4 separate regions of the Mus musculus genome follow, and all the other regions are linked to region 1. Evidence: chromatin loops called from intact Hi-C (ENCODE). Cell type or tissue: left cerebral cortex. All regions are shown on one strand. Region 1 holds the start of Garnl3 (GTPase activating RANGAP domain-like 3). Region 2 overlaps Garnl3 (GTPase activating RANGAP domain-like 3). Region 3 overlaps Garnl3 (GTPase activating RANGAP domain-like 3). Region 4 overlaps Garnl3 (GTPase activating RANGAP domain-like 3).

Evidence for each region. Hi-C counts contacts between places; a loop is a spot of excess contacts. Peaks named below come from ENCODE experiments on the same cell type or tissue, not always from the same donor. Only the 100,000 strongest peaks of a DNase experiment are listed, where the experiment ranks them.
Region 2: a loop joins it to region 1, with 2.2 times the contacts of the local background. A loop is called at or near these places in 9 of 42 quality-filtered maps.
Region 3: it touches region 1 in a loop (2.1-fold over the local background); 9 of 42 quality-filtered maps call a loop at or near these places.
Region 4: it touches region 1 in a loop (2.1-fold over the local background); 4 of 42 quality-filtered maps call a loop at or near these places.

The regions. Positions count from the first base shown.
Region 1 is chr2:33,126,770-33,134,769 of GRCm38, forward strand. It overlaps Garnl3 (GTPase activating RANGAP domain-like 3), which reads right to left and starts at 3,850. Exons shown (of 30, transcript NM_001355200.1): 1 at 3,655-3,850. The coding sequence starts at 3,746. It overlaps Ralgps1 (Ral GEF with PH domain and SH3 binding motif 1), which reads right to left. Exons shown (of 20, transcript NM_175211.5): 20 at 6,650-8,000. In left cerebral cortex, CTCF peaks have their summits at 2,940, 3,681 (motif pointing left) and 5,253; DNase peaks (open chromatin) are centred at 3,119, 4,032, 4,357, 5,012 and 3 more places; H3K4me3 peaks cover 3,018 bases; H3K27ac peaks cover 1,616 bases.
Region 2 is chr2:33,032,402-33,040,401 of GRCm38, forward strand. Garnl3 (GTPase activating RANGAP domain-like 3) reads right to left here. Exons shown (of 30, transcript NM_001355200.1): 10 at 2,309-2,384; 11 at 1,630-1,728. Among named protein-coding and RNA genes, the nearest start is that of Slc2a8, 54 kb to the left of the region's middle. In left cerebral cortex, a CTCF peak has its summit at 4,487 (motif pointing left); DNase peaks (open chromatin) are centred at 1,065, 2,858, 4,630 and 5,206; H3K27ac peaks cover 4,433 bases.
Region 3 is chr2:33,020,055-33,028,054 of GRCm38, forward strand. It overlaps Garnl3 (GTPase activating RANGAP domain-like 3), which reads right to left. Exons shown (of 30, transcript NM_001355200.1): 13 at 6,026-6,134; 14 at 3,435-3,480; 15 at 2,608-2,714. Among named protein-coding and RNA genes, the nearest start is that of Slc2a8, 42 kb to the left of the region's middle. In left cerebral cortex, CTCF peaks have their summits at 3,824, 4,639 and 5,553 (motif pointing left); DNase peaks (open chromatin) are centred at 3,830, 5,905 and 7,640; H3K27ac peaks cover 313 bases.
Region 4 is chr2:33,073,234-33,081,233 of GRCm38, forward strand. The region is part of intron 3 of Garnl3 (GTPase activating RANGAP domain-like 3); the gene reads right to left. Among named protein-coding and RNA genes, the nearest start is that of Garnl3, 53 kb to the right of the region's middle. In left cerebral cortex, a CTCF peak has its summit at 4,218 (motif pointing right); a DNase peak (open chromatin) is centred at 4,242; H3K27ac peaks cover 914 bases.

The DNA.
Region 1 (8,000 bases):
CCACAGCTGTCAGTCCCAGTGCTTCCCACACTCCTGGTAGCAGCACTTCACACACTAGGTCATTTAAAGCTCACATCAATACAGGGCGGTTAAAAATTTGTTAACCAAGATTCACAGAGGGCTAAGCAACTTTCCTAATTCACTTGCTTGATTGACAAAGGCAGAAACTTGAGCCCAGGTCCTTGTGCATTGCCACCATCTGATCTGCCTGTCTATAAAGTCACAGTGAACACATTCAGGGCAAGTTGTTTAACAGCACGGGTGTCTTCCCTGATGCCTCCAAGTACAGAGAGCTAGTCTTTTTCATTACCACCAGCCTGATGCCCAGTCCCTAGGCCATTTCTTGCTCCTTCACTTCCTTTTCTTAGCTTGCTGTGTTTGCACACCAGCTATCAGAACTCACACAGGATATTTAGCAAAGAGAACCGTGAAACTGTTAATGCTGCAGAAGTACACACTCATGTAGACACACACATATACACACAAAGATAAAATGAGTAGGTAAATATGGCTAACACTCATTCTCAAAGGGACTAACCATGAGGCAAGGGTGTTTAAACTTGATACAGTTGGCCAGGAGAAGTAACTGAGGCATACAGAGGTGGCAAGGCTTCCCCTCCTAGTTATGTTCCAAAAGCAGCCGAGAAGCTCTCAGACAGCTGCAGGCCTCTGGATCAATGGGCTTGGTCTAAGGAGCCATGCACCCATTCGGTCAAGATGTAGATAAGAGGGTCTGACACTGAGCCAGAATCATGAGGTCATTTGGATTACTGAATTAAGGAAGCTGTTTTTAGAACAACAAAGATAATGGAGAACTACTTTATATGCTAACTGTAAATTTTCATTAAACATGGAGAAATTGTAGATGACTATCTATTTAAGTAAAGAGATTCTTTTACATGAGTATAAACAAGAGGAAGAAATCAGTGGCTCTAAAGTTTAAGACAATAGTCACCACACACACAAATGCGCGCACACACACAAACACACACTCACTGGAAAACCACCACACAGAATGTGAAAAGGCAAATAATTAACTGGAAAAAAAAATCTGCTATATATTTACCGCAAAATTCCCCTTAATAAATAAAAAAAAGTTTTAATTCTACTAGGAAAGGATAAATATTCCAAAGGAAAATGATGATCATATATACAAATACCTTAAAATAAGTAAAAAAATATGATTTATGAGAAAAGCATCATTACTAAATAAAGAAATTCAAATGACAAGGTATCACTTTGGCAAATATAATAATAATGCCTAGGAGAGCACTCTGGAATCCTGCTGCAGAAGACTTTAAGAGGCTCTTTTGTCCTGACCCATAATTCCCATCACTTTCATGATCTTATCTTATGGGCCAGTGATGTCTTCACACACAAGTGACTATACATAAATGAACTGCATCTCTAGGAAGAGTGAAAGTAGTAAAAGATAGGCTAAAAATAGTTAGACATCCATATAGTAGGAGATCACACAGCAACTGAAAAAAAATTTTTAAGGAATATGTAAGGATTGCTTCCAGGGTTTATGATGTGCTGAGTGAAAAGTCAATTAAAATGATAAATATTCATGGAGAAAAGGCCAATTATATCTATAGTGGGATTATGAATCAATAAACTATCCACTGGGTGTGGTGGTCTTTAATCCCAGCACTTAAGGGGCAGAGGCAGGCAGGTCTCTGTGAGTTCCAGGACAGCCTGATTTACATAGTGAATTTCAGGCCAACCAGGGCTATATGAGACTATATATCATCAATACTACCATCAAAATAATTTAATTATCCTGTTTATGTTCTTCTTGCATTTTCAAATTTCATTCAATAAATTATTTTTAGAAGAAAAAAAGAAAAAAAAAAGCTAATCCTAATTATCTCACAAGCCACTAGATAATGTCATGGTGTATCAGAGAACAAAAACACCTGGAGGCTTGTAAGTCATTTCAGTTCTTGAAGAATATGGTCATGAAGACAAAGGGGAAGGAAGTCTAATTTTTATGCCAGCACTGTCCACTATGGTACGCATTTCTCAGTCCTCCTAAGGCTCTTATCAGAATTGCTGGAGCAGATGTGTCAAGGACTGAGCCTGAGAAAGCTAATTAATGCTGGCTGAGGGGGTAGTGCTGGGATCAATGTGGTTACTTGCATTGAAGGCTAAGCACAACTCAACACTCAGGTGTCTTGGCGAGGTGTTCCACAGCCACAGGTGTCTGTGGCTCCCGGACTGCATGGGCTGCATTACAGAACCATTCCTTCATGTCCGGAAGTTCTGTAGCAGCACTGTCCTAAGCAGGCTGCCTCAGACCTGAGAGATTCTCTTTGCTCCAGTCTCTTGGTATACCTCTTCCTATTCTTCATGCTCAAGCCATAGAGATTGTTAGCTGCCTGGGTCTCCTATGGAAGGGAAATGTTCCACTCAGGTCACCACACAAATATTTAGAACCTTCTTGGCAGATGCCCAGGTGCTGATCACACAAAGCTAAGCCTAGAGTTCAAGAAAGACTTTCAAAAAGAATTGATGAGCAGTTCTACAGCCTGAGGGAGGAGTGCCCAAGCCCTTCAGGCTCTGTGATGGGCCAGGCTTGAGGCAGCTGTGGTGATGGGGAAGAGGCTAGGGCAGCGGCTAGAGCAGCCTTGATATCTGTCCTTACCACACAGCATCAGAACTGCTGGAGCAGTGTGTCAAGGACTGAGTCTGAGAAAGGCCAATTAAGGGCATCACACCTTCCTTTAAGGATCTTGGCTGGTTTGCTTTGTGCCTTAGCAAATGAACTCTCTTTTCCACCTCAGTGGAGGTTAGAGTCCTACATCTTTTTTCTCTTCCTCGTCCCTACCCATGCTATGGCAATTAAAAACTCAGGGGTGCAGGCAGCAGTAGGCTAGGAGGAAGGGGGTTGGCTTCAGGATACCCTCCCTAAGGCCATTATTACAGAATACTGATGAAAATCTGGCCCAGATGGTGGTGCTGGAGTCATTCTGAAAGGAATGAGTCCACCTGGAAGCAGGACCCATTTCAAGTTACAAGGAATTCCTTGGAGGTGGGAGTAAGCCGGGGATAGGCATGGGCAAGAGCCGCAAAGGGAAGGGCGTGTCCGGCAGCAGCCAAGCTTCACCTACGGCCAGGCTGGTTCCTCAGGAGGGCGCCAGTTAAGGAAGGTAAGTCCGGGAGGGGCACGGACAACCTGGGAAAGAGAAAGGACCTAGGAACTATGCAGGGTGCCCCCCACCCCAACCACAGATGGGCGGGGCCATAGGCAGCAGGTGGCCAGGCACTTGGGGTGCGAGGATGGATTATAGAAAGCAAGAGAAGCCTAAAGGGTGTCCTTTTGGGGGCTTAGGGGTTCCGACCTTGTCCTTGAGCATTTAGAAGCAGGCAGGTCGCGTTCTCCACAGCCCAAGACCTCCCTGAGCCGTAGTGTGCAGGGCCTGTCACAGGGCCGAGGCTTCGGACGTCCACATCATCTGCCGGCCGGACACAGGTCTCTAGCCCTCCCGCTGGGCACTCCCTCAGCGTGGCCCGGCCGCTCTACTGGGCTCTGCGCCGACTCCCTCCCACGCCGCGGCCTCGCCACACTCTGTCCCCTCACACCGCCAACCCCCACGTGGCCTACTCCCCTCTCCCACCCCTAGAGGCTGCACCCCTCCGGGGCAACGGTACCTGGGACTCTCAAAGCTGCACCCCCTGCGCCGCAGCGCCGCCCTCTTCTGCCGCAGGAGCGCAGCGGCAGCCCCGCCGGGTTCCTGCTCCATCGCCCCGGGCGGGGGCCGACGGCTCGGGCACACTCGGGTGGGCTCGGGCCTCGGCGGTGTTCGGCCGGACGCTCAGCTAGCGCGCCGCAGCCCACGCCCCGCCCCGCACCCCTCACCGGACCCAAGCCCCGCCTCTGTCCCGCCCCAAACTCCAGCCCAGCCTGGGACCTCAGGCCCCGCCCCGAACTCCAGCCTAACCACGCCCTCAGACTATTCGCGGGGTCCAAGCCCCGCCCCTACTCTAATCAGGTCCCTTGAACACGCCTGAGGCTTTAGGCCCCGCCCCTACTCTAACGGCCTAACCACGCCTCTGGCTTTAGGCCTCACCTCTGCCCCGCCCCCATTCTAGCAGGTACGCCTCTTCCGAACCTCTGGCTTTAAGCCCTGCCCCTAGCCTAGCGAAGTTTGCCTCATCTCTCCGGAGCTAGTCTCCGGAACCTCCCTGATCTCCTACCGAATCCACTCCCTTTGGTCCTTTTTGAGGCCTTGGCCCTCCCCCTGCCTCGCCCCTAATCTAGAAGATCCTCCCTCACCACTCAGCTGGGTTTAGGCCCCGCCCCCTCACCGCCCCAACCCAGTCTATTTGAATTAGGTTCAGGTCCCGCCCCTGTCCGCCTTTGCCCCGCCCCAATCACGCAGATCTCCTCTCAGCTCTGCTCAGGCTCCACCCGTGCCCCGCCCCAAGTACCAAGCCTTACCTATCAGTGGGCTCAGGCCCCACCCCAAACCCTTATCCAGTCAGTCCCTTTGCCCTTCAGCTTTGCCAAGGGCCCGCCCCATCTCTTAGCCAAACCCACCTCACTCCCTAGTCTGGGCACAGGCCACGCCCCGAGCTAACGATCTCCGTTTCTCCGGCCCTTCTCAGACCAGTGCAGGCCCCACCCTGCCTCTACACCAGCTCCAGCCACGCCCCTCCTGAACTGGCCTCACCAAGATCTTCTACCCGCGCTCCCTCCGTTCTTCTGTGTAGCGCACGCAGGCTCCCAATGCCCACTGGATCCTCAACTTCGTCGGGTCCACGGCCCATCACTCCCGCTCCTTACCATTCCCACAGATCTAGGCCCTTCCCACCTACCCCTCCAGCACAGAGCGCTCTATCGGCCCGCCGCTCCACAGCTCCGATTGCTGGATTCTCTGCTGACCCTCCTCACCTCAGCACCTCTTGGTCCTTTCTATCGTAGCACCGCCTTCTTTTGGGGGCCGCCTTTCTCCACATCCCGCCCACAGGCATGGCCCCCAACCCCGGAGCTCCGCCTCTTTTCTCTTGAAGCTGAGGTCTGTACTTAGAGCAATTTTGTTCTCTCGTCCCTTGGCTATTCCACCCCAAGAGCCCTCTAGCTTCCCCGCCTACAAGTCCCGCCTATCTAGCCCCGCCCATGTCGCCTCTTTCTCACTTCAGGAGTGCCTGGATGGTGCGGGTCTTCCTGCCTGAACTGGGGTCCACCATGAGGTTTGCGCTACCTCAGGATCTAACCAGTCAGCAAAAGGAGGTACTACTGTCTCCTGGTGGCTGTTTGTGGTCTGACACAGTGAGGCTGAGGGGAGCTTTGGTTGTCTACCAGTTGTGGGTTCAGGTTTTCATTCATAACCTTCCAATTTTGTGACAGCTCTAACCTCCACCCCTCATTTCCTCCCCGAGTCGGATGCATCATCTGAGTTCTGTAACATTGCACTGTAGTTGGGTGTGGAAATTCATCTGAGTTTAAGTAAGGATGGCTTTGCCATCTATTTCTAGTTCAGTTTCTGTTGCTGTGATCAAAAGCACCTTAGGGAAGAAAGCCTTTATTTGTCTTACAGGCTACAGCCCATCATCTGGGAAGTCAGAGCAGGAGCTCAATGTCCCAAGCAGAAACTGAGGTCTGTACTTGGAGCAATTCTGCGTCTCTTGTCCCTTGGCTATTCAGCCCCAAGAGCCCTTTAGCTTCCCCTGCCCTACACAAGCCCCGCCCACGTTGCCTCTTCCTCACTTCAGGGGTGCCTGGATGATGCGGGTCTTCCTGGCTGAAGCGGAGTCCACAACGAGGTACAACAGTTTGGAGCTGGAAGGGTGAGGAACTCAAGAACTGAATCAGCACTTAACAGATTTTCCTCTGGCTTGCTCACCTTCTTTTCTTATCTAGCCAAGTACCACCTGCCCGGGATACTACCACCTACAGTGGGCTTAGATCCTTCACAGCACCCCACCACCACTACCAAAAGCCCTCACAGACCTGTCTACAGGCTAATCTGATGGAGGAAGCTGCTCAATTGAGAGTTCCTCTTCCCAGGTAAAGTGTAGGTGTGTGCTAATTTGTGCAGCAGGGCTCTTTCACTGCGATCACAAGGTTCTGGTCTCATTCAAGCAGAGACAGGAGCAAGAATGGGTGTGTATGCCTGGGAGCTGCCACTGAGATCCCCAATCTACTCTAGTTCCTGCGCTCCTGCTCGCTGGCGCTTGCTCTCTCTCTGCCTCCCTCCCTCCCTTACTCCCTCCCTCGCTTTCTCCCTCTCTCCTTTACCTCTAATCAAACTGGAGTGGGTTTGCTTTATGCATCATGACTTCCTCCTGACAGATCTTTTCAGATTATCACCTTGACTGGAACTCTCCCTCAGTAATCTCGGGTTGCCTGCTTTTCCCCATGTGCATCCTGTCCTCTCTGTCTCCCTGACCCCCCTCCCCCCACTCCTACAGCCTCCTTAATGTTCTGCGACTTCTGATCTGAAAACTCTCAAGGCCCCCTGTCTTCTTAGGTATCCCCAGACCCTCTGCCTTCCTCTCCAAGAGATCCACAATATTGTCCCTGTTCTTTCCCTATATATTTACATCCTAGTTACTCTCAGCAGAGCCCTGGGCTCCTCCAGGCATGTAGCACAGCAGCTGCCTGTCAAATTGACTGCATGTGACACTAATAAATAGAACGATATTCATTGGAAAACACATTTAATTTCAAAGTAAACAAAGATGTCTGTACATTAAAGTATTTAATTAGTGAAACAATTATTATCAGTGTAACAAGCTGAAAAATACAGCAACTTGATACAAGACTGAGGTAACAAAATACTTCACCAAAAATCTAAAGACTCCCAAGGAGGGATGATGTTCAGTGGTTATTGCAGATGAGACAATTTACAAATGTTAGAGAAAAGTCCTCACACAACTGCATGCAGGGTCTGCTGGGAAAAAAAGACAGCTTAAGGGGGGGGGTGCAGCAGATTGAACAAGAAACAAAGTAAGATGTGAAAACTCATTTTCAGTTTACTTGGAAGAACATGTAAGAAATTGAAAACTACTCTTTATACAACATTTTGAATGCTAAGTGGGAAACCATGCATTTTGGCACAAAATTTATTAAAGAGTATGCCTCACTAATAAATGAATTACTATTATTTCATTACTGAATGGTCAAAGTCCTTCCAAAATGGCAGATGACCTATCACCTTGCTGCGGTGAGTGGCAATTTGGGGCTGTCCATGGGACACACACTTGTGCAGCAGCAGCAGCTTACAAGATGGACCAAAGTCCAAGTCCTCGGCTCCCAGGGACACGCAGCTCCCACTCATACTGTATATGAATTAACACTGAAGTTACAGAGTAAACGGGGTGGGGGGCTGTGCGTACGGCAAGCACTCAGACCCTACTCTCTCATCCTGCCTTTGGCGTCTTCCCTGGAACCATTCTTGAACACAGATCAGAATCTGGCTGCTTAGAGCCAGCCAGCCTCCCATGTCGGGACTCCAGCAAGTCCTCAATGCAACTTACTCTCCCAACATTTCCATTCAATCTGGTCTTCCTGGAAGAACCAATGCACACGATTGTATTCAGGAGTAGGGGAGAGATAGGGTCTTGCCAAAGTTGGCTTGTGAGGTGGTAATTATTTGGTCATTGACTGGTTAAGTTCTACAAAGGCCAAAATTGGATTTGTCTTGTTTCTAGCCTTTTTCAGTCTGGGTAGAGCCTGGGGTATAAGAAGTATTCACTTGACATATGAATGTTTATGCAATAAATACACTTTCAAAAGGGCTTTGTGCAGGGTGGGTTTTTTGTTTGTTTTATAACATGAAATCACCCAACATATCAATATGACACAGGGACAGTTTAAGGGTCACACAGAAGAGAAGCTGTGCTTTTGGCAATATTCAATAGAGGTTGCAAAGCTCTGGATGCCACGTGCAGATTAAAGCAGCCTTGGCTTATAAATGGCTTCCCAGTTTTACAGATCATTTTCCATCTGAAAATTGATATTAAAAAATAAACAAAACAAACAAAAAACCACC
Region 2 (8,000 bases), 94 kb before region 1:
GAACACATCACACACATGAAAAAGCATGTCAGGGGGAAGGTGGTAACCAAGGCCTTTCCACAGCCCTCCTCACACATGGCTGTCATGCTCTGAATCTGTGTGCACCTCTAGGAAGAAAAGCTGTTAGGTAGTCAGGCTGCCTGGACTGAAAGTCTGCCACATTTAGGCTACAAGAGCCTGTGTCACCTGCTTGACTTTCTTTGAGGTTTGACGGAAGATCAAACAAAGCGACTAACACAGAAACCCAAACTGCTGGAAATGCTCCTCAGCTAGAGCCTGAGCTTGCCATCTAGTCTCTTTCATCCACCTCGTTGCTTCCCGGGCTTTCCCTTCCAACCCAGCTCTCTACCAGCTACTTCAGGCCAGAGATCCAGGGACCCTATGAGAATCCTTCTTCCTCCCTATCTCCACTTTCTAATATCATGGAACCCTGTGCCTGAATTCTCAGTGCTGGAATTCATACACTTGTCTCCCTGCCAGCCAGCTGTTCCCTGGCCACGACAGCTGTCCCCTTACCCCCATTTAGACTGTGGGATCTGGTTCTCTAGGGGCTCCTCTGGCCTGTTCCCTCTAGATTATCTTCCCTGCAGATCTGCCCTAAGGGGACCTCAGTGACATGCAAGGGGACTTCAAACTCCCTGCAGGGCCACCTCTTCTCTTCTCTAAGTCTTCAAAAAGTAACAGTTTGAGGCCCTACTTCCTGTTCTCTGACTCCATCCCCCTGTCTACCTCTCTTCTCTAAAGCAGCTAACATCTCACATTGGCACTTGTCATTTCCACAGGGTCAGATTGTATCAGTCGTCCGCATAGTTGAGAACTATAAACTCAGACTGGGAATAGCCACTGCTTGCTTGGCTTGCTTTGTCTCTCATTCGAATTGCAACTTTCTTGGTCCCTTTGCTCCTTCCAGCCAGAAAGCCATTCTCTTAGTTTCTAGCACGCCATGTTCTTTCAGCCTCAGGGACTCCACAGATGCTCCCTGTTTGAAATTCTTTTCTCCAGACTCTCCAACTGTTCCCACTCATCACTCCCAAGTTCCCCCAGAGAAGTCTTCTGTAATCCCCAGAGTCGGCAAAGTGCCCGTGGCACTCTCTGCGCCAACTCAATCCTGTAAGCACTGATTGCCAAGCTATTTCATAACCGTCACTCACGTGACTGGCGCTTGTGCCATCCAGGGGACTATAGGCTCCTTGCAAGGCAGGGGTCATGTTGAGCCTAGCCTGGTTCTGGCATACAGATGGTGCTCATTGGTAAATGCAGCTATGGGACAATGGAGACTTGTGTTGGAAGGCAACTTTCCTGTGTGACTCTCACTGAGGCAAATTGCACTTGTGACTATGTTACCAGGCTCTATAACCTCATGAGATTCCACAACAGATGTAGTCCTTCGTTGATGGAAATGTCATTCATTTGTGTATTGGCTGATCGTGTCTCCTAGTGCTTCCTATGGGTTTCAAGGGCTGATTAGTCTTATAAAGCCAACAAATAGACTCAGTAACCTTGATCGTGTCATCCTGGGATAATCCTCAGGCTCTCCAGTTTCTGGTTCTTTCGTTTCCCTCTCTTGGGTATAAGTAACAGAATTACTTATTTTGACAAGTTACTAATTTTGACAAGGGGAATGCTTACTTTTGGTGTCCAGACCGCCACGGTAGCCTGTCCAGCCCTTTAGAGTAATGGTGTCACCGAGGAGATTTAAAAATTTTTGAAAAGCTTCACTTCCAATTTCTGCAAGAAAAGGCACAGATGTCAATCTCTGGTCCTCATTTTTTAACCATAAAGAAGTCACAGATAATGGTGCTGTTGATGTGCACAGTATCAAAGCATGAGGTCACATCACTTTTTACCCAAGGGCTATAAGGAAGTCTTGTAATTTTCAGGAACCCAAGGGAAGGCAAACAGACAGGTGAACCAGACCTTGGGCATGCAGTATTGAGGAATGAAGGGGCTATTGTTGCTCTGCCCAATGATAGACAGGGTTGTAACATGAAAGACACAAATATAGGAAGATGATACTGTCTTTATAGTAACTCAGCCAGAAGCAGCAAGGGAAGATCTTGCACTCTGTAGAACCAGATTTCCTAAACTTGTGTGTGTTCCCCACACCCCTGGCTATGTTCTCCAGTGCCCACTGCAGGGACTCGTACGCATATGACTGAAGCTGATCAAGAACCACCTTACAAAATTCCGTAAACTGCCTCCTGGTATTGGAGATTCCAGCCCAAGCAGACATTTGGTTTCAGCGGCGGGAAAGGCAGTCAAAGGCAGGGTTGCCCTTGGCGGGGGTACAGAGGGGATGCTTGCTCACCATTGCTGAACATCTCGTCATCTGTGAGCTGCCCATCTTTGGCAAAAAGAACCCCAAATTTGAAATTCACAGAGCCCTTACAACGAGACAGCAAAAGACACACCAGTTAGTTTCATCACTAAAGCACACCTAGTTATAAGCTACAGTGTTTGCCATTAAGGATCACTGTGGTCAGCAGAGTGGACACTTGGGGGATTCTTTCCTCCCATTGGCCCCAGTACTGACCAGTGTTAACAAGAGTCACTCTTTTTTTTTTTTTTTTTTTGTAGGTTACAACATAGCATAGAGACGAGGTGATCCATGCTTGCATCAGCGAATCCATTTGGAATTTCATTACTGATGGGATCAGGAGGATGCTAGGTCCATGCAGGGGCATCGTAGTGCTTCTGAGAAATGGCCACAGGCACCCATGGGCTTGGCACCATGTTCTGATCTATGCAACAGCAACAGTTCCCAGAAGAGCAGGGGAGCTAATTGTAACTGAGAGCCAAACATAACAATCTTAGGCTGACGTCTGGTAGGCTCTTCTAGAAATAGATATGGAAATTGTGGGCAATTTATATGAAAAGCTCACTCCCCCATTCCTGAAGATATTTAATCTGAACAAGTCCAGATGTTCGAATGAGAGACAAAGCAAGCCAAGCAAACAGTGGCTATTCCCAGTCTGAGTTTATAGTTCTCAACTATGCAGACAACTGATACAATCTGACCCTGTGGAAATGACAAGTGCCAATGTGAGATGTTAGCTGCTTTAGAGAAGAGAGGTAGACAGAGGGGTGGAGTCAGGGAGCAGGAAGTAGGGCCTCAAACTGTTACTTTTTGAAGACTTAGTTTCATTTATGTGTTTGTATTACCATAATTCATTATAATGCTGTATTATGTGGTGGTTATAGTCACCACATAAGTACAGGTACCCTTGGAGGCTAGAATTCAGTACTGGATCCCTTGGAACTGGAGTTAAAGGCAGTTATGAGCTACTGGATGTGAGTCAGTCCAAGTCTGGGTTCTTTGAAGAGCAGCACATGCTCTTAATGGCTGAGGCATCACTCCAGCCCTTGAACTCTAGGTTTCTAATGATATTGCCTTTAATCTAGGCAGGCAATTTGTATTTTATTATCTATACTTTGTGTATGTCTGAATTACTTAATAATAAAAGAGTCCATTGTTGGAAGACTATCAATACAAGAAGGCTGTTTGATTCACCACTAAGTGAAGGGTTCTGGATGTTGGCAGTCAAGGTGTCGGGGGTCAGTGGGGCCAGAGGTGAGAGGTCAATGCAAGATGCTGGGATTCAGAGGTGGAATGGCAAAAGTAAGAGTTTGAGAGCCCAGCTTGAGCTGGTGGCTCAGTGATTAAAGTGCTCACCACACATGCCCAAAGAACTGGACTTCACATCCCTAGAACCCACAGACAGGCCTGGTAGGTTTGTGAAGGTGCCTGCCATCCTACTTCAGGAAGGCAGAGAGAAAGGGGACTCCCCAGAACAAGCTGGCTAACAAAAGTGGACGTACCAGGGAGCCTTGCATTTGATTAGGAGATCCCGTCTCAATGAATAAGGTAGAAGATGGATAGTGAAAGAGTCCTGACATCAACCTAAGACATCCGTATATGTGTGTACGTGAACCCACACATGCACACACAGCATATGCACACACTTAGGAAAAGAGGAATCTGAAAACCCAGGTCTGAGGTTTGTGCTTCTGAACTCTCCTCTGTCCCCAGTACACCTGGGAGACAGATGCATGCTGTTCTGTAACAGTGGCTTTCTAGATAGACACATACATAGGGAGGGCATTTCCACCTGACCGTATACCTGGAATGCTTCCTAGTTCTTGGGGGTGATGCTCTTCCCTGCTGGGCAAGCCTCAGCCCCATCAGCAACTTCCAGAGAGGACACCTCTCAATGCAGCCCTCCACCACAGCACTGCTCACTCTTTACACCCCCGTCCCCACTGGAATTCTGATCTTGAACATGTACATGTATCTCTTTCCCATTAAGATCACACATACTGGGCTGGTGAGATGGCTCAGTGGGTAAGAGCACCCGACTGCTCTTCCGAAGGTCCAGAGTTCAAATCCCAGCAACCACATGGTGGCTCACAACCATCTGTAAGGAGATCTGACGCCCTCTTCTGGTGTGTCTGAAGACAGCTACAGTGTACTTACATGTAATAAATAAATAAATCTTTAAAAAAAAAAAAGATCACACATACTTTACTACTGAATCTGTAGAGCAGAACAAAAGGCTGGGGACAGTGGGGAAGACGAGTAAGTGTGACTCATGGCTGTGCATAAGCAGCAAGTAAAACAGCAAAGCTGGACGGAGACACTTGCATTTTATCAGTGGGCCAGTTTCCAACAGGATTTTTTTTGGTAAACTTTTAAAGGTTTATTTTTATTATTTTAAATTGTGTGTGTGTGTGTCAGCATGTGCACATGAGCACAGGTGTGCCTGTGGGGTTAGAGGTGTTGGATCCCCTGAAGCTGGAGTTACAGGAGGTTATGTGAGCTGCTGGGAACATAACTCAGGTCTTGTGAGGACAGCATATTTGCTCTTAACCCCGAGCCATCTCTCAGCCCCAATCTCTGTGGTTCTGTCAGGAGTTCGACCTCTTTTGAGTTTCCATGACCTTCATGTTTCTTCTTCTGTTTTTGGAGTGATGACAGCAGCCACACATCTCTAAGATGTTGGCATCTCTTCTGTTCTAAACCCTCACAAAAAGCAGCTAACAATGTGTCTAGCAGACAGCCCTTCTGGAGTAGTCATAGGAAGACTGAAGCAGTGAAGCAGTGGCCCTCTATACTTGGTGTCCAGGTTGACAGCATTGGTAGCCCTGGAGGGGTTGCTAGGAGATGGCTGGCTCCCAGCCCAGTGTTCCACGCTCAGTAGGTCTTGCATCTGGCTTGGAAGTTTGCATCAAAAAGATTTCCCTGAGATGTCCTTGCTGCTGGTCCAAGAAACAGACTCTAAGAACCAGTGAAGAAAAGGAACTAACTGGGAGGCTTCCAAGAAGCCTGGCATTGGGTCCAACTGAGCCAATAGACAGTAAGCAGAGGACAGAAGGATTAGGTATGCTAGCAGCTCATTAGGACCAGAAAGGACCCACAGGCCACAGACAGAGAAGTCCAGGAACAAGAGATTTGGCCAAGGCTGGTCATAAGCAAACAGCAGGCAGACCTGGGATCAAGGTCTTTTGGCTTTTGACTCTTCCCAATAGCATAGTATTCACAAGACAGGTCTGCACTGAGCAAAGCTGAGAGTGCAGACAGAGATGTCAGTGGCTAAAACTTTAAGAAACTTCATGGGGATGATATTCTGAGCCTGGCAGCATGCTACCAGCATCCTGGCTGAGGCCTTGGAGGGGATGGAGTTGTGAAACACGTTATCAGGCCAGGATGAAGCACTACAAAGTCATTGGGCAAAGTGGATGCAGGATGGGATTATCTAGGTATCCTGGAATGAGAAGATTTTCATCCTTCAAGGTCACTGATAGGGAGAAGAGCATGATTCCAGGTTGCCATGATGAACCTGGTCTGCATCTCCTTTTTCTGCTGTCCAGCTATTATTAATACTTCCCAAAGAGCCCCAGTTTAAATGAGAAATTATATAGAATCTTCTGCTTCAGGTGGACATTCCAGGAAAGTTGTCTTGGGGCTCTGTGGTGGTTTAATATGCTTGGTCCAGGGAGCGGCACTATTAGGAGGTGTGACCTTGTTGGAGGAAGTGTGTCCACTGTAGGAGTGGCTTTGAGACCTTCCTCCTAGCTGCCTGAGGATCCAGTTTTCTCCTGGTTGCAGCTGGATAAAGGTATATAACTCTCAGCTCCTTCTCCAGCACCATGTCTGCCCGCACACTGCCATGCTTCCTGCCATGATGATAATGGACTGAACCTTTGACACTGTAAGTCAGTTCCAATTAAATGTCCCAATATGAGTTGCCTTGGTCATGGTGTCTCTTCATAGCAATGGAAACCCTAACTAAGACAGGATTTACTGAAGTTACCTGCTGTCTAAGGCTTCTCAGATGATGCCCTTGATGAGCAGAAAATATCCATCTGTTTTCAGAAGCTGTCTCATAGCTTAGGAGAGGTAGTTTGATCTGGGACTACTTGATCCTAACAGATGACTCTGAGTTGTTATCTTCTGGCACTGAGAACTGAACCCAGGGCTCCATCATGCATGCTAGACAAATGCTCTTCCACTGAGCTCCAACCCACAATGGACCACTTTGGAATAAGTCACTAAACACATCAGCTTTTCATGAGCATTGGATCTGGAGGGATGTAGGGAGTTTTCTAGGTCCCAAGTTCAGTCTGTGCCACTGGAGAAAGCTGCCTTTTGGAGAGTTAAGGTACTGATTCCCTCAGGACACAGTCCTGCTCAGACAAACAAACAGGCTACATTTGTCATTTCTATTTGTTTAGGTGTTAAAATATTTCTAAATTTAAAAAATCTATTTATTTTTATTTTATATGTATATTTGTTTGCCTGCATGTCTGTGTGTTTGGTGCCTGTGGAGATCTGAAGAGGGCATTGAAGTCCCTGGAACTAGATTTATAGATGGTTGTAAGTCACTGTGTGGAGGCTAGAAACTGTGGACTCAAGTCTTCTGTAGTAAGAGCAGCCAGTGCCCTTAACTGGTGACCCACCTCTCCAGTCCCTAGTTCTAATCCCCACTCCCTTTCTCCTTCTTGCTCCAGCCTGCCTGCTCCAGCCCTCTGCTCACTCCAGCATCCCCACTGGCTCCGGTCCATAGGTTGTTTGTTTGTTTGTTTGGAATTACGGATGGTTGTGAGCCACCGTGTGGTTGCTGGGATTTGAACTCATGATCTCCGGAAGAACAGTCAGTGCTCTTAACCACCGAGCCATATCACTAGCCCCTCTAGTTCTAATTTTATCTATGGTATTAATATTCCAAATTATATTCCTTCTATGAAAAGTGAAATCTGAGCAGAAAGTCCCAATGAATCCAGAAGAATCATTGGAACCGAGGAAGGATTGCCTTATTTAAAACACCATGGCTAGTTCCTTGATACTGTTGCTTGGGCAGTGTTCTAGCTAGTATTATGTCAACTTGACACAGCCAGAGCCACCTGAAAGGAGGGACCCTTTGACAAAGTACATCCACAAGATGTGGCTATAAGTCATTTTCTTAGTGATTGTGGGAGAGGGCCCATCTCACTGTGAGTGGGGCCATCCCTGGGCTGGTGCTCCTGGGTTCTATAAGAAAGCAGGCTGAGCAAGCCATGATGAGCAAGCCAGTAATAAACAGCACCCTTCCATGGCTTCTGCACCAGCTCCTGCCTCTAGGTTCCTGCCCTGAGTTCCTGTCCTGACTCACTTCAGTGATAAACAGTGATGTGCAAGCATGAGCCAAATAAACCCTTTCCTTCCCAACTTTTTTTTTTTTTTTCTGAGACAGGGTTTCTCTGTGTAGCCTTGGCTGTCCTGAAACTCACTTTGTAGACCAGGCTGGCCTCGAACTCAGAAATTTGCCTGCCTCTGCCTCCCCGAGTGCTGGGATTAAAGGCGTGCGTCACCACGCCCGGCTCCTTCCCAACTCTTGGTCATTAAGTCTATCACTAAGACAGAGAGCCTTCTGTATTTATAGGGTTCTGCCTATTCACAGTTCACTGCTCCCCGGTGTGTACTACAGCACAGGACACTAGATCTCCTGTGGGGACAACAGTCT
Region 3 (8,000 bases), 110 kb before region 1:
CTTTCCTTTCCTTTCCTTTCCTTTCCTTTCCTTTCCTTTCCTTTCCTTTTCTAGACAGGTTCTCACAAATTTCCACTTGCTTCTGACTTGCCTGACCCCAAAACTACATTTTAAGTAACTAATTTTGACAGAAGGGAAAGACCTGAGGGTTTTTTTTTTTTTTTTTGAACCATTTAGAGATATTTTGGATCTTTCAACCTAGCTGGCTTCCTCTATTCTGTTAAACCCACTGTGGAATTCAAACAGCCTTCTAGTCTCGGGCTTCTATTGTGTTGTTGCCTGTGCAGCCTACACACACACACACATACATATATATATATATTGGTTTTTAGGGGCAGGGTTTCTTTGTGTGGTCCTGGCTGTCCTGGAACTCACTTTGTAGACCAGGCTGGCCTCAAACTCAGAAATCCGCCTACCTCTGCCTCTCGAGTGCTGGGATTAAAGGCGTGCACCACCACGCCCAGCTTCCTAGATAATTTTTAAAGTCAGTATTTCACAATGTAGCCTGGCTGATTTCAAACTCAAGAGATCCTTCAGCTTACTAGGAATAAAAGCACTGTTATTCTTCCCAGCCAAGATATATTTAAAGCTTTACCATCAGGTCAACTGAATCCAATTCCATTTCTCCCTAGGATGCTGAGGATGTGCCACTCCTAGGCCTGCTTTTGCTATTCCATCTTGATGTATGGATTCCACTTGCAAGTGGGTCCCCAATGTTGTCCTCTAAATACTCTGGGGTCAAAGCACTACAGGCCCTGGGGTCCCAGCTGTGCTATCACTTGGTATAGACAAGAACACTTGTCTACTGGGCCTGGCTCCTTCACTCCTTTGGAGGCAACGACTGCTCCCTGTTTGTTCCTTGCTTCCTACTTGATGCCCTGGGCTTGAATCACATGAAAATTTCTAGGTCTGGATGTTTTGAAAATGCAGAAAGGAACAGAATCATCACCTTTGTCAAGTGGTTTGCAGTCTGCTGCTTCTTGTGCTGGGGGCAGAGCTTTCCCCCTAGACCTTGCTGTGGCCCAAAGCTGGGAGCTAATGATGTGGGGGGCACCCAGCTACACGGCCTTAATGGCTTCGTCCCCAGGAGAAAGTTGCAAAGCATGTGGAGACCTCTGCAGGGGCTCCCAGAGGGACGAGCACTGTCAGCCATCTTGGCTGAGAGTAGGATGTATCTGGTGACCGGAATTAAGTAACATTTTATCCCTTCAAGTGCCACTGAGATGGGCAGATAAGATACGGAGGCTGGAGAGAGGGCTCAGGGGCTCAGAAGCACTTGCTGCTAGTGGCCCAAGCATTTAATCCCAGCACAAAAGTGGCAGAAGCAGGCAGATCTATGAGTTCAAGGCCAGCCTTGTTTATATAGTAAATTCAAGCTAGCCAGGGCTACATAATGAGACTTTGACTAAAAAACAAAACAAAACAACAAAACAAAACAAAACAACAAAACACCCCACTTCCTGCTCTAGTAGAGGATCTGGGCTTTATCCTCAGTCCCACATTGGGCAGCTCATAACCTCATTTCCAGGGGAAGAATCCAGTGCCTTCTCTCCTGGCCTCCATGGGCACCCACATACACAAGCACATACACACACTCAAGCATACACATATAACGTTAATCTTTACAAGAGAATACAAAGAAAGGACAATATGTCATCCAGCACCTGCCTGGCCTGCAGCATTAGTTTTGGCCAATTCTGAAGGCAATTGAAGACTAGAAGCCGAGTAGCGTGTACTGATGTGGGATTCTGTGACGTTCTGGGCTCAACTGATGCCACCTTGGGGCCAGGTAACCAAGATGGATTCAATGAGAGGACAGGAGCTTCCCCAAATTCTCTCAAACTACATGGTAACAGTGACAGAATTAGGCAGTGTGTGTGTGGGTATGAGGGGCAGGTGGATGCAAAGCAGCTGCAGCCCCTGCTGTGTCTGGCAGGAGACTGGAGCTGGCTGCAGAGGGCACAGACTGGGTGGCACTGCCAGAGCTCCAGGGCTGACAGACTAGACTTCTATGAAGAGTCTGCAGTGGATGAAGCCAAGTGACTTGATGCTGATCAGTAGGTCCTGATGGCCCAGGCACGCTCTGGGTGTGGCCCATGTCTGTCAGACAGGAGAGCTCAGAGGCAGGCCCTGGGAGGTAGCAGTGAGCTGAGGTGCATGCGCACTGGCTCTCCAGCTCTTGTGGCCCAGGGTGGGAAGGTTCTCTTCACTCCATGCACAACCCATCTGCCTGCACACTCGTACAGCCCAGCAGCTCTCTGTTCCTAAGTGTGAATCATAACCATAGCTTCCTACCCCTTCACAAAGACACACATATATAATGATGGAGACTCAGAATGATGGTATCAGAACCCCAGGGCACACAGGCTGACCAGAGGCCTGTGGCACCGGCGTGGTGAAGCGATAAGTTGCAAAGCCTTGGGCAGGATGTGAGGAGCAGATGAGAACCCAGAAGAAAGCCTACCCAATGTTACCAGAAACTAAACATGGGTAATGGATGAATCGAATGTGAATGGTCTAACAACACTTCCCTATGCAGTGGCCTGGGAGAGTATAGAGAACAAATTCTTGTAACAACCAACAGCACATTTCAAAATGACAACTTACATTTCACAAGCAAAAAGTCCCTGAATTCCTGGTGGTCAGTAAACACCGGAGGGGATGGCAAGGGTGGGCCAAAAAGTGGCACACTTTCTTCTGAAAATATTTTCAGCCTATGTTGAGAACATTCCAGAGTTAGTCAGCTCTCTTCTTCAAAGGTCAGTAACAGTTTTGCAAGTCAATATGTTCAGAGACCTATGTAATACGTGAGGAAGATTCACTCCAGAGGAGCCTGTGTCACCTCTGAGCGCTCTCTCCTAGGAAAGCAGCCGTGCCTTAGGGTCTAACCCACCAGCCTGTGGACAGACTGAAAACCAGTAGTGAACGGCTGCTGCATACCAGGCAGGGTGCTCTGGATTTCACGGCTTGCTGAGCAGGCCAGAGGTGACTGTTCTTACTCTACACTAGGCTCAAGGTGCCCGGGGACAGACATGCTTCACAAATCCTCAAAGTCAGTAAGTGACTGAGCTGAGGTGTGACCTCTCTACTCCTAAGTGGTGGAACTTGACAGTACTTTCACAGGACCCTTCTAATAAATTCATTCTGAGAAACAGAAGGACAGCAGGCAAGGGGCACTCTGACCAAGGTCAGACAGACAACTTCTCCTGTAAAGTACAAACACCAAACTAACCCTGAACCCTGGGCCTACTGTGCATAGCAATACTACATGGAGCAAAATCTTTCCCTGAAGAGAGAGACAGAATATTCTAGAAGGTGAGATTGCACCTAATGAACCCCAGAAGCAAGCACATCAGGGTCGTTTGAGGGCCAATACCGACTGGTGACACAAATTTTAGAATTAGAGCAAGAAGAGAGACAAGGTCTTTACCTACCTGTAATTGTCATTTTGCTGGTCATACCTCACTAAGGCAAAAATATCTGTGGGGACAGTCAAGGCAACTCATCAATACCCTTGATGTTCACACTGGAGAGCTGGATCTGAGAACCCTGCCTGCAGAAGTGTTCTTGAGCAGGCCTCCCTGTGGCTAGGTACCTACTGCTCTGAAGTTGGGACAAAACTCCACCCCTTTACAAGGGACACACACACACAGGGGAGCCCTGTGCCTAGTGTTAGCATCTGTGTGGTCTTATACTGGGAAAAGGTTAGGTGAAGCCTCCACAGCTGTCATGGGAGTGTATAAGGAAATCCATGAAACAGTCAAGCAGCCAGGGAACCAGAGCAGCAGCTCCTGGCGCCGGCTACTCATCTATTCCACCACACGGGGAAACAATGGAAATGTTTCTGCTGTACACTTTCCCTCTCCTCCTGCCTCTGGCAGACAAAACAGACCGAGCCAGTGTAGCCGCTGGCAGCTGCTGAGCAGAGGCGCCTGTGCTTGGGATGAAGCTCAACGAGCGGCTCGGGCTGTGGGTCAGTGGCAGAGCACTTTCGGGACTTGTGGGAGACCTGGCTTCCACCAGCGTTTAAGAAAAAAGGACAAATGATATGCTATGGGGCTTCAATCTCAATACAACTCTTTAAAAATAAATCAAAGAGCACAACTGCCGCACCCAATAGTGCTCCTCTGGCCTGCTCTCACATCTCACCTCCAGCCCTGCTGCTGCCTGGGGCTGAAGGCAGCAACACTCGGGTGCAGCCACTCCTGTACTCTGCGGGATGAGGTCACACCGACCACCTGCATATGTGCTCAGGCCAGTGTGCAGAATGTCTAATAGGGAGCACCCTAAAGTGTCTCTAGCTATCTAGCTACCTTGTCTTCTGGGCTTCACTCAGAGAAGCCTTCTGTCACCAGGAAAAGGGGAATATTAGTGCCACAGCCCAATAAATGGGGGACATTATGCTGTAAGTAGGAGGAGCCAAGGAGGGTGTGTCTTCACCTTAATTATAACCCCTACCCTTGTGGGAGAAATTTGGCCATTTCAACTTTTAAAAACCTCCTTGTGAGCTCTGTTGTCTGACTTGAGACAAGTCAGTTTTATTGGCAGGCACCTGATGCGCAGTGGTCTGTCCCCCGGTGTTTTTCCCGGGGTCTCTGGGAACAGGAGTAATGAGACTCAACTTCATTCTGAGAATGCCCACTAGATGTCCTTTCCTTACTGTGGCCAACCTTCTGAGCCGCTGCCTTGAGATTGGCTCTCCTGGCCTGTAACCATGGTAAGTGGGCCGTGACTGAGGTCTGGCAGATAGGACGAACACATGCCCTGGGGTTGTCTGGCTGAGCAATGTTGAGAGGGCCAGCCCCACCACGGGCATCTACAGACAGTGAGCTGGGCAGGGTTAGGCGATGTGCGTAACATTGTTAATGTTACCATGCCGCAGCATACTTCAACTTAGCAGGTAGTATCAGGCTTAGAATAATTTCTCACAGTGAACTCCTGCCTCAGCCTCTCGGGTGCTGTAATTACAGGTGTCAGTCTGCATGCCCAGATACACACACACACACACACACACACACACACACACACAGGCCCAGGCCTTCAGTGTGTTGGAACTACAGGCATGCGGCAACAGATTTTATAGTTGACGTCACTTCCCAGAGGGGTCACTACTTATCCTTCACAATTGTTCATTACCAGTTCATAATAGGAAGCTTGCCTCACTTCACAGACTTCCTGAGGAAAGAGGAGGCATTCTGAAAGTCAATGTGGGTGTGGTCGCATGCTCCTGTAACCCTAGCACCCAGAGGTCTGAGGCAGCAGGCCGGAAGTGAGCTGGGAAACACTGTCTTCTGACCTGCAAACTCACAGCCAGTGCCTACCTGTACTGGCCTAGGCCCATCAACATCCCACTGTGGATGGGGAGGGGCTCCTGAGGCCCTGCCCCTCCCTGAAGAGCTATAGGCAGTTAATGGCTGCTGGGGTACAAAGAGCCATTTTCGGGCTGGAGAGATGGCTCAGTGGATGACTGCTCTTCCAGAGGTCCTAAGTTCATTTCCCAGCAACCACATGGTGGCTCACAGCCATCTGTAATGGGATCTGATGCCCTCTTCTGGTGTGTCTGAATACAGCTTCAGTGAACTCACATACATAAATAATTTAAAAAAAAGTCATTTTCTCAGTGGTGTAGCTACTGATGAGCTGCTCTCACTCAAATAAATGACCATCTGCGTAGGCTTTAACTGCATCCCTGGTTAGACACAGGTGGGACACACCCAGGTGAGAAAGCAGAGGGGCCTTGTTAGGAAGAAGGGGTGGTCAGAAGAGGGGAAGGATGGGAGGGTAGTGGAGGGTGTGGTGAAGGGATCTTGTGTGTGTATAAATTGAGAAACACAATGAAACAGTCCCCGAGGACTCCTCCCCGCTGCCTCAGAGGCGGGCAAGAAAGAAACACGCAGCACTTGGGCACACTGCCCGGTGGCGGGTGTCAGACTAGCCGCTCAGGTGGGTGTCACGCTGCCTATTACATGTCCTGGGAGGCCCCAGGAGGCTGGTGGGCAGGAGCATTTATGAAGACCCAGGATACGTGTAAAATGGGAGCGGATCATGGAAGGCTTAAAGGCGGGAGAGGACTCCTCTCCTTCCTGGAACACGATGGTGACAATATCGTTTCCAATGTGGCGCTTCCTTTCCACCTGTGAGGAGGAGAAATGACATGGTGAGAAGAGCTGCTCTGACAAGGGTCACTCAGTTAAGACACTGTAGCAAACCACCACAGCCACTGCACAGCCGGACGTCATGTGGCCTTGACAAGCCACCGGGCTCCTCTCCCAGTGCAAACCTCCTCACCAGCTTGAAGGACAACGTTCCCTCCACCCGTTGCTTCCTTATACCCTGACCTGTTCTGGGACCCATAGGAGCTCAGGAAGCAGTCACGAGGGTGTCTGAGGGAGAGACATGCACATGGGCTTCAAACAGTCTACCCCAGTGCTCCTCCACTGACCTACACCTCTGACTCTCCTCTGCTCATTTGAATGTTCATACTTAGTGCCAAGATGGCTCTATCTAATTTGACCCTAGTTGTCTTTCCAAAATGAGTTCCTAGATATGCGGTTGACACTTTTTTTTTGTATAAAAGGCCAGACAGCTTCAGAGACAGAGACTGTGTGGACTCTTTATACCTACATGGTCCCTAAAGCAGGAAAGCTACCACAAAGAATGTGTGAGCAGTGAGCGGGTGTGGTGTATGCCAGTAACACTGCACCCAGCAGGACAGAACAGGCCACTTTGCTAGCTCCATACAAGACCATCTATCTGGTCAAACTGAGTAACTGCTGCTACCCTGGATCCCTGAGTCCCTTGTGTTGGGCCGTGGAGGACTGAGGATGCTGCTGTTCTCAGCTGCTGGTGACTGCAGTGGATGAGAACCTCCATGAGACAGCAGAAGACTTCTCTGCTGAGTCATCAACACATAAAGCCTTAAGAAACCAAGTAATTATCTTTTTTTTTTTTTTTTTTTTTTTGGTTTTTCGAGACAGGGTTTCTCTGTGTAGCCCTGGCTGTCCTGGAACTCACTTTGTAGACCAGGCTGGCCTCAAACTTAGAAATCCACCTGCCTCTGCCTCATGAGTGCTGGAATTAAAGGCGTGTGCCACCACATCCGGCTCCCAACTAATTATCTTAACTGGTAGATTCTGGAGTGGTTTGTGGCATAGCAATAAATACGCAAAGCATGGTCTGTACTTGCCAACTTATCTTGTCTAGCCTTGTATGGCCAAGCATCTCACACGTAGTTATCTGTCTAAGCTTAGGCAAATGGCACCTTCTCCAGGAAGGCCTCCTTGATTTTTATTAGCTGTCATGTTCTTTCTCTCTCAGCAGCCACGGAAGTTTTGTGATTCCATTAAATTTTAAGTGTGTGTGTGTGTGAGTGTGTGAGTGTGTGTGTGTGTCTACCAAAGCCAGAAGAGGACACCAGATTCCCTGGAGCTAGAGGCATTTTGTGAGCTGTCCAGTGTGGGTGCTGGGAACCAAACTCTGGTCATCTGGAAGAGTAGCAGTTGCTTGTCACTGCTGAGCCATCTCCAGCCCCTGATGTCATTCTTATGTGGATTAGTCCTCTATGTGTGGAACTGGCTCTTGGCTATGCTTCCTGTCTGTATCATATTCTGTATCATAAATTCCTGGAGAGTCGGTCCCCGCCTGAGTCATAGCGTATATTCCCATTTACCAATAAGGAAGCTAAGGTGTAGAGAACAGCTGAGTGCAAGTCAGCTCAAATGATTTCTTGTAACACTGAAAGAACAGGCAACAGAAGAAAGAGAAAGTGAGAGCACACCACAACTGAGAGCCTCTAAGGACAAGGGATACTGTCAGGAGAGGGAGAGGCGTGGCAGGATCCAGAATACATAAAGAATTCCTACTGCTCAATAGTGAACGTGACTCAAACAAACAGGAAGACTGTAAGTGGATACTTCTCCAGAGACGACATGTCGACTGTAATAACCACAGGAGAAGACACCCAAGTTCACTAGTTACCAGAGACGTGCAAGCCAAGACAA
Region 4 (8,000 bases), 54 kb before region 1:
GGGAGTGGAATGTAGGACCTCGTAATTATGCAGCAAGTACTTTACAAAGTTATTTCCCTGGCACCTTGATTCTTATTCTAAAAAGGTCACAGCCAGCAAATGAAATTAGACATAAATAAGAAATAAGCGATCTAGAGAGGAGACAGTGCTGCTGTTGGTGGAAGAGTGCCCATTATTCAAAAGATGACATTTGTTTTTAAGTAAAGAAGAAGACAATACAGAAGCCTATGTTGTACGTTAATGTGATTGCTAAAGAGACACACTAAGTCTTCATGGTGACTACCTGCAGGCTAGGAAGTTAAAGCTGCACTTCATTGTCCTTTCTGTACTTTTCAGTGATTTCAAACTCTCCTATAGCCAGCATGTACTCTTCTCCGAACCACAGAAGGGTATTAAGAAGTATATCCACTTTTATGCCCACATGCATAGATACAAAAGTAAGAAATACTATAAAACGTAACTGAAAGAACCCTCCAGACACTGGATTTCTAGCAGAACTCATGCTCTAGCCACTACATGGGCATCTGGCAGTGAGCCTGGAGCTTGCTGTGGATACAGTGAAAAAGTGGTCCCCATGCGAGGCAAGTTAAAGAATGTCTGCAAATTATTACAAGGCAAAATATGACTGGCATCCTGGAGAAATGCAAAGAGATGCAAGGTTCCTGAGGGTAGAAGATGAGTGGTCCATTAAGACAGATAGGGAAGGGTGCATGGAAGAGCTGAGGCTTGGCAGAGGCACAAGGAGAAGAGCATTCTGGAAGGATTGGGGTATGAGGAGACCTGAGAGGCTGTGATGGTCATAGGTAGAGGGCTGTTTGCTGGAGTCTGGGAATGATGGATAAGAGCAGGTGGTAGAGGCCCTGGAACGTGAGCTTTACTGCCTGGGAGCACGATGTTGAGGGCCCGATGCTGGTCCCTGTTTGGCCAAAAGCATCAGGATATTGCTAGAACTGTAGGTGAGGGCAAGTACTCCTTACAGCAATAAGGACATCAAAGCCCCACACTTCTGTTAATTCCAGCTGAGGGTGCAGATAAACTAGATCTCAGTTTATCCAGAACTTTGATGGGATCTTTTAAGTCAGGGGAGCCAGGAAAAAAAAAAAAAAAAAAAAGGCCAGGTCAAAGAAAGAGGAAATGAAACAGACGGCATCCAAAAGGGAAGTGTGAGAAACACACCTCTCTCCGTCCTTATCCCTAACTATGCTGGAAACTAGGCAAGAAGCATGTAAGAAAATAACTGTCACTTTCAAATCAGAATCTCCTAAAAAAAAAAAAAAAAAAAAAAAAACGCCAGTCTACTCCAGACACAGTGAATTGGAATGCAGGGTTGAAGCACATTGTTGTTGTGTATTGTAAAGTTTAGGGAGTACTGGGACGGGGTAAGATCACAGTACTTTGCCTTTTATTAAAGATTTACTTTTTATTTTATTTATGTACATGTGCATGTCTATGTATTAGCATGTAGGTGCTCCCAAAGGCCAGAAGAGGATATTGGATTTGGAGTCACAGGTGGCTGTAAGCCACCCAGCATCATTGCTGGGAACTTAACTTGGGTCCTCTGGGAAAACAGCAAGCACTCTTAACCAGTAAACCATCTCTCTCCAGCTCCAAAATCATGGGATTTAAAACCAATACAATCCACTGCAGAAAAATTATGTGTCTGGGGGAGTGGGCAGCCTGTCATTTACTATCTATGTGACCTTGGGCAAGTTAGCTAGCTTTTCAGAATAGAAGTAATCTCTTCTGTAAGGTAGGGAAGATGCCGCTGTGGGTCCTGTGACATTTCAATTAGTTTGCATATACAAAGCACCCAAAAGACCAATGGCTTTGGCTATGTACACTGAAGTGAACAGCAAAAAGGCCTTTGGTGCTCTTGTTAGGACCAGTTTGGGTGGGGGCAAGAAGGGCCACATCAAAAGAAGCAAGGAGGGAAGTCACCTCCTCCCTGAGAGAACTGGGGTGTGGCTTAGGATGAGAATTCAAGAGAATGGCTGAAATGTATTCCCTGACTGAAACACCGGAGAGTCTATGGAGCAGCTCAGTTTGAGCTGTCTGAGAGACAGTGACATAGTTGTAACTGCAACCAAGCAACTAAAAAGTGCAGGCCAAGAAGCACATGATCCCCACAGTACCTGCTTTTATTAAGAGAGTAAAGTAATTCACTGTGAACTATTATTCCATCCAGCAGTAACTGGGGTGTGAAACTGTGGGTCTTTTCTGATCCACCAGTCAACAGTAGGAGACAATGGGCTTTTTTTCTGTCACGGTTTTTGCTGCTAAATTTACTTAGTAGGTAAAAGGGGCATGGGGATCTCTAACAAAGAGGTAACAAAGCTCCTGGGGCTGTGGAATGAGTATGTTTGCCCTGTGAAGATGATGCTGTGCCCTGAGTCTGGAGAAAGCTGAAAGGAGAGGGTCTTGGCTTAAGGGAACCAGGTCCCAAGATGCCTGCCAAAGGCCAGTTAATACACTAAATACATTTGCACTTCTGAGAGCCCACAGCTCTGTTTTCAGAGTCCATGTGAAAGAAGACATATTCTGTCAGCCATTTCTAACAGCATCATATGAAGTAAGAGAGCAATTGCCATTCTCATGTCCGCGGCACATTGTCAAGTTCTACGGATTTGACGGCAGAGACACATAAACTTAGAAGAGAATGTGGAGCTTTTCTGAGTCACTCAGAACTGAAAACACTTTCTTCTCATTAGAGCTGTGTACAAGGCAATCACCTATTTCTGCCAAGTCAAAGATCTGCTTTTAGGGGTTGCACTGACAGCTCAGTGACTAAGCACTTTCTGTACTTGCAGAGGACCTGGGCTTGAGTCCCAGCACCCACACGGGGCAGCTCACAACCTGTAACTCCAGTTTCAGGGCACTGGAACCCTCTCTGGCTTCTGGAGGCTACTACATGCATATAGTACAGACAAGTAGGCACACACCTGTACATAAAAATAATTTTTAAAAATTTGCTTATGGTCACAACTGGTGATCCACACTGCTAAACTCTGGCCACAGATCTGCAAGTGGACACAGGCATGAAGTGGGCACATGAAGGACAGAATACACCAGGCACACAATGGGGGAGCCCAAGGGTACAGTCAAACAGGCATTAGGAGAGACTGTTTGGAGACAATCCAAGTGGAAAGATGTTATATTCCACTTTTTTTTTTTTTTTTTTTTTGGTTTTTCGAGACAGGGTTTCTCTGTGTCGCCCTGTCCTGGAACTCACTTTGTAGACCAGGCTGGCCTCGAACACAGAAATCCGCCTGCCTCTGCCTCCCAAGTGCTGGGATTAAAGGCGTGCGCCACCACGCCCGGCAATATATTCCACTTCTTATACTGAAGAACTAACCAAATAAGCAAAGTGTTTGCAGTCTCTATCTCGGGTTATGAAATATAAGCTTTGACACACAGATCACAATTTGAAAGTGGATCTTAAGGTAGAGCAGGGCACCATAGCCTACCACTGGAAAGGCCACAAAGCCAAAGAACACCACACAAGCTGAACGAGCCAGAGACAGGGCTGAGCCAAGGAGGCTCAGAGCAGAAAGCGTGACCTGAAGAGGGAACCAGAACACACAGGAGAGATCTGTGGCCTGGGGAAGAGCGTGGGTGACACGAGGCCAACAGAAGGCAGGGAGTAGGGCGAGTAGCAATCAAGCCTGGCCCTGCTGTCCTGGGGGTAACAATCTCGAGGCTGACATCATCTGGTATTCTTACGTGGTGTGTGTGCAGCTACTGGTATAGTCTTGTGCCTCAGCGATCCATGTCACTAACCAGGCCTCGGTGCTCAAGACGGTCACCAAATGGCTGCTCAGGTGCTATGCTAAATCTCATGCTAAATCTCACGTTTTGTTGGTCCTGGAAAAACGAGTCATCGAATTGTACTGTAGAGAAAAGTAGTGTGGTTGTTGGTGCAGCAAGAGTCAAAGCCATTTTGCCCACCAGACAGGTGTCAGTGGGAGACAGAAGGACTATGCTGCTCAGGGCTAGATAAAGAAAGTGCAGTTTTGTTTATGTCTCATCTCATGTTTTAAAGGGGGTTTGAGGCAGCTTATGGAAATACATTTTAGTTAGAGGATAAAATTAGACACACAGCACAAGAGGGTAAGGTTAGCATGTGTGATATAGTAAGCAAGCCACAAAAGACAATGGAAGCCACTGTAAAGAGAGAAATCCCTTAATATGCACCACATACAGGCAGTGCCTAGAAAGGCCAGAAGAGGGCGTCAGAGCCTTGGGAACTGGAGTAACAATTGTTGCCCTCAGAATGCGACCTGTAGCCTAAGACACAGACCTGGGTTTAAAATTTACTTTTGCCATGTGTTAGCTGTGGAGCCTCAGACCATTAGTGCATGGGACCCATTCAGGACTCACACCTGCTTTCTGTCAACCACAGATGAGGCACCGCCAAGCAACACCTACCTCATCTAGTTGTCTGAGAACATCCATTATGCAACTGCATCTCTAACATTCAGCATAGCACATGGAAAGCATCTAATAAATGTTAGAACTAATAATAGCAAAGTCAAGTCATAGCCACAACAGAAGACATCTGAAGCCCCCTCCAGTGCTACTTTAAAAACTGAGGTCCCTCAGGGAGCTGACCTGCTGCATAAGGCTCAGACATAAGCCAGATACACTGGAGAACATCTGCCCAGATGGGGATTTTAGTTGTAAAATGTTTAATTTTTGATATTCCTGAGGGATAAAAATATGCCGTTACCTTCTCTAATCTCTCAATTTGGTCATGCTACGTGGAATATGATTTTGCTCATAAAATTCCCACAATTTCCCTATAAAGAGCAGGCATCATCAGCTCAAACACAGAACAAAATTGCTCTGTCAGGCTGCTGAACCAGCAGCTAAGTTACTCATTAGCAAAGGATCGGCTCTGTACATCAGTCCCTGAGCTGTAGTTTATATTTGTGTCTGAGCAAAAATACGGATGACTCCTCACCAAAATTTGAGGGTGGGCTGTGTGACAGCCTGGCCAGAAAAGTGCTTGCTAAGCAAGCATGGGGAATCTGTGTTTGCTCCCCAGAAGTGGTGTTCAAAAAAGCTAGGCGCCCAACTAGATGTCTTATGTCACCAAGTAAAATCTCCAGTGCTGGCAATGGGTTACATCTTGATGAGTCATTGGACAAAGGGGTCCCACAGACACTCTCACCCCAAACATCATAGGCTACTGTCAAGGGTATTGGTTTTTTTTTTTCCTCCTCAACCTGGTGGTAAAGTTCTATTGCTGAAAACATTATGTAGTTATGTCTTTAAATATGGAGAAACGGAGCTGGTGCCCAACTAGAGGCTGCATCCCTGTAGACAGCATTCGTGGGACTGGAAGGTGCTTTACACACTACTGGAGAGGGGACAGTAATCATTAGTGTCACGTAGCTGTGATCCCTGACCTACGAAAGCAAGCAGTGCACAGGATATAGCAGTGCAATAGTGGGCTATGGTATGGGCCTGACAGACACTGTGTGTTTAATATTGGAAGTAAGGCCACTTAATGAGATGCAACTCACACCTGACGGGCCAAGTAGTCGAGAACCGAGAAGCAAAGACTGGCTAGGTCTTGGGCCTAGGGAAAACCTGCTACTGTTACTGTCTAAAGGAACATGATAAAATGAGATCTACAACTGCACAATGTGCAGCGGGTGAGGGGCTTCGCAGCCTTGAATGGATGTCTGTCAAACCTCTCCCCTCAAGGCTCAGAAATCTATATGGAGAAGGATCGAAGATTGTAAGAGTCAGCGGTAATGGACGACTCCAAGGAACCACTGTCTTGCAGACTTGAGAGGGTTGGGTGAAGCACATGTCATCTCACATAGACGGTGGCTGTATGCATAAGACCTGTACAGGTTCAAACCAGACAAAGCCCAGCACTGAGAAAGGGATGCAGACACAAAGTCCCACCCTTAACCAAGAAGCTATTTGCAATTGAAACCTGCTGAAAAGGGAAAATCAGTTCTCTCCATAGGAGTGTCATTAGATATATCAACCACACTCTAGGGGAAGCCCCAGGCCTAGGAATAGTTAGTCTACACAAGGTGAACTCCCTTTGTGTGTGTGTGTTGTGTACATATGCATGTGTGTGTTGTGTACATGTGCATGTGTGTGTTGTGTACATGTGCATGTGTGTGTTGTATATGTGTGTGTGCGTGTGTGCACATGAGCTTTCTGTTTTGTTTTGGTATGATTTGTCTTATTGAGTTTTCACTTTAACTTTCACTTTTCATTTTTTGTTTTCTGACAGAAAGAGAAAGAAAGAACATGATGTTGGTAGGCAGGGAAGTGGGGAGAATCTGGGAGGAGTTGGGGCATGGGAAATATGCTCACAATATGTTTTCTGAAAATGTTATAGCAACAACAACAGTAATAATAAAAGCTGAACATAGCAGCATGCGCCTGTGCTCCATCCCCACTGAGACATGGGCAGGAGGAATACCGGGGCTTCCTAGCCCACTTGTCAAGTTCTAGGACAAGTGAGAATCCCTGTCTTAAAAAGCAAGGAGTGTGGAACCTGAGGAATGCCACCTGATGTTGACCTCTGGCCTACACACACACACACACACACACATACACACACACACACACACACACACACACACACACAAACACATTCAACAACAAGAAAACTCAGAGAATTTTTCAATATGAAAGATTCAGAACAGGTTCATTGCCAACTATTCAGACAGCACACATGCCAGACATTTTTTGAGGCCACTCTGAGTTCCTAACCATAAAACCCTGCCACCTTTGGAAGCAAGAATCTCTCTGCTTCTTTCCTGCACAGCAGAGCTGCATGCATACAGAGAGTGTGAGCTCACTTGCTAGGACATGATGCAAAAGGAATGGGCAATATTCAGACTCATGCTCATTTGAAATCACTTGCAGATGGTGACTTCCCAGCAGCATCAAGAGACAGTGGTGCATGACAGTCTGCAGCCGGACTGCACTGGGCAGAGGTCTATATTGTGCTCACACCATTTATCTCCTCTACCACATCAGTTTCCTGTCTATCCAGTCAAAGGCCAAGAACAGATCAATAAAAGCTACAAACAATCTTTGGCCGCCCCTGACAGATTTCCATAGAAAGTGATGAGAGATGGTTGATGCGGTACTAGCTATGCCTTGTTTGGACGGTTGCCAGGAGAAACTGGACTTGCAATCCATCAGGAAGAAAAATGGCATCTGTTGAGGCAGGATGGCCAGCAAGCTAATGAGTCTGTGTTGGTGATAGTCAAGGGGGCTTGGTTTCTCTTTTGTTTTTCATGAGTTAGACTGCTCCCCAGTTTCTCTCAAGCTAGAACTCTCATTCTTCAACTAGTATCACTGAGACTAGTGCTGCTGCTGTGCTTAGTACAGGGTTCTGTGAGCAAACAAAAAGCTAGGATGCCTAGCTGGGCAAGGCTTACTGATCTGTATCCTTACTTACGGGACCAATTGAAGTGGCAGGGCTAAGAGTCCACTAGCAGGGGAAGAAAGGTTCAGGAAATGCTTTTAAACAATTTACTGCATGAGAGAATGTCGTGGATCCATTTTGTGTGTGTGTGGAGGTTTCCAGGGCAGATTCCGCTGGTGTGTGAGTGTGCGTGTGCATGCATGCATGGAAGCCAGAGGTGGGCATCGGTGTCTTCCCGTACTTCTTACCACCTGATTTTTTGAGATGGGGGTCTCACTGCATCTGTTTCATCAATTGGCTAAGCTGGCTGGCTAGTGAGCCCTCAGGCCCCACCTGTAGCTGTTTCCCAGGGCAAAGGTTAACAGTGTGTGCTGCCACATCTGTTGTGAAGTGCAAAGGATCTAAACTCGGATGCTTAAGTGCAAGTCTCTCCCTGCTCAGCTCCCTCCGCAGCCCACTACTACTCTTGTGTAAGCTGGCCTCCTCGGAGACTGCCTGCCCTCTCCACAAACTCTGTTGAGGGAGTGGTTCTAGAGGCTCACTTGTATCAAATGATCCCACTACCCTCATATATACTCAATCTAAGAGGAATGAA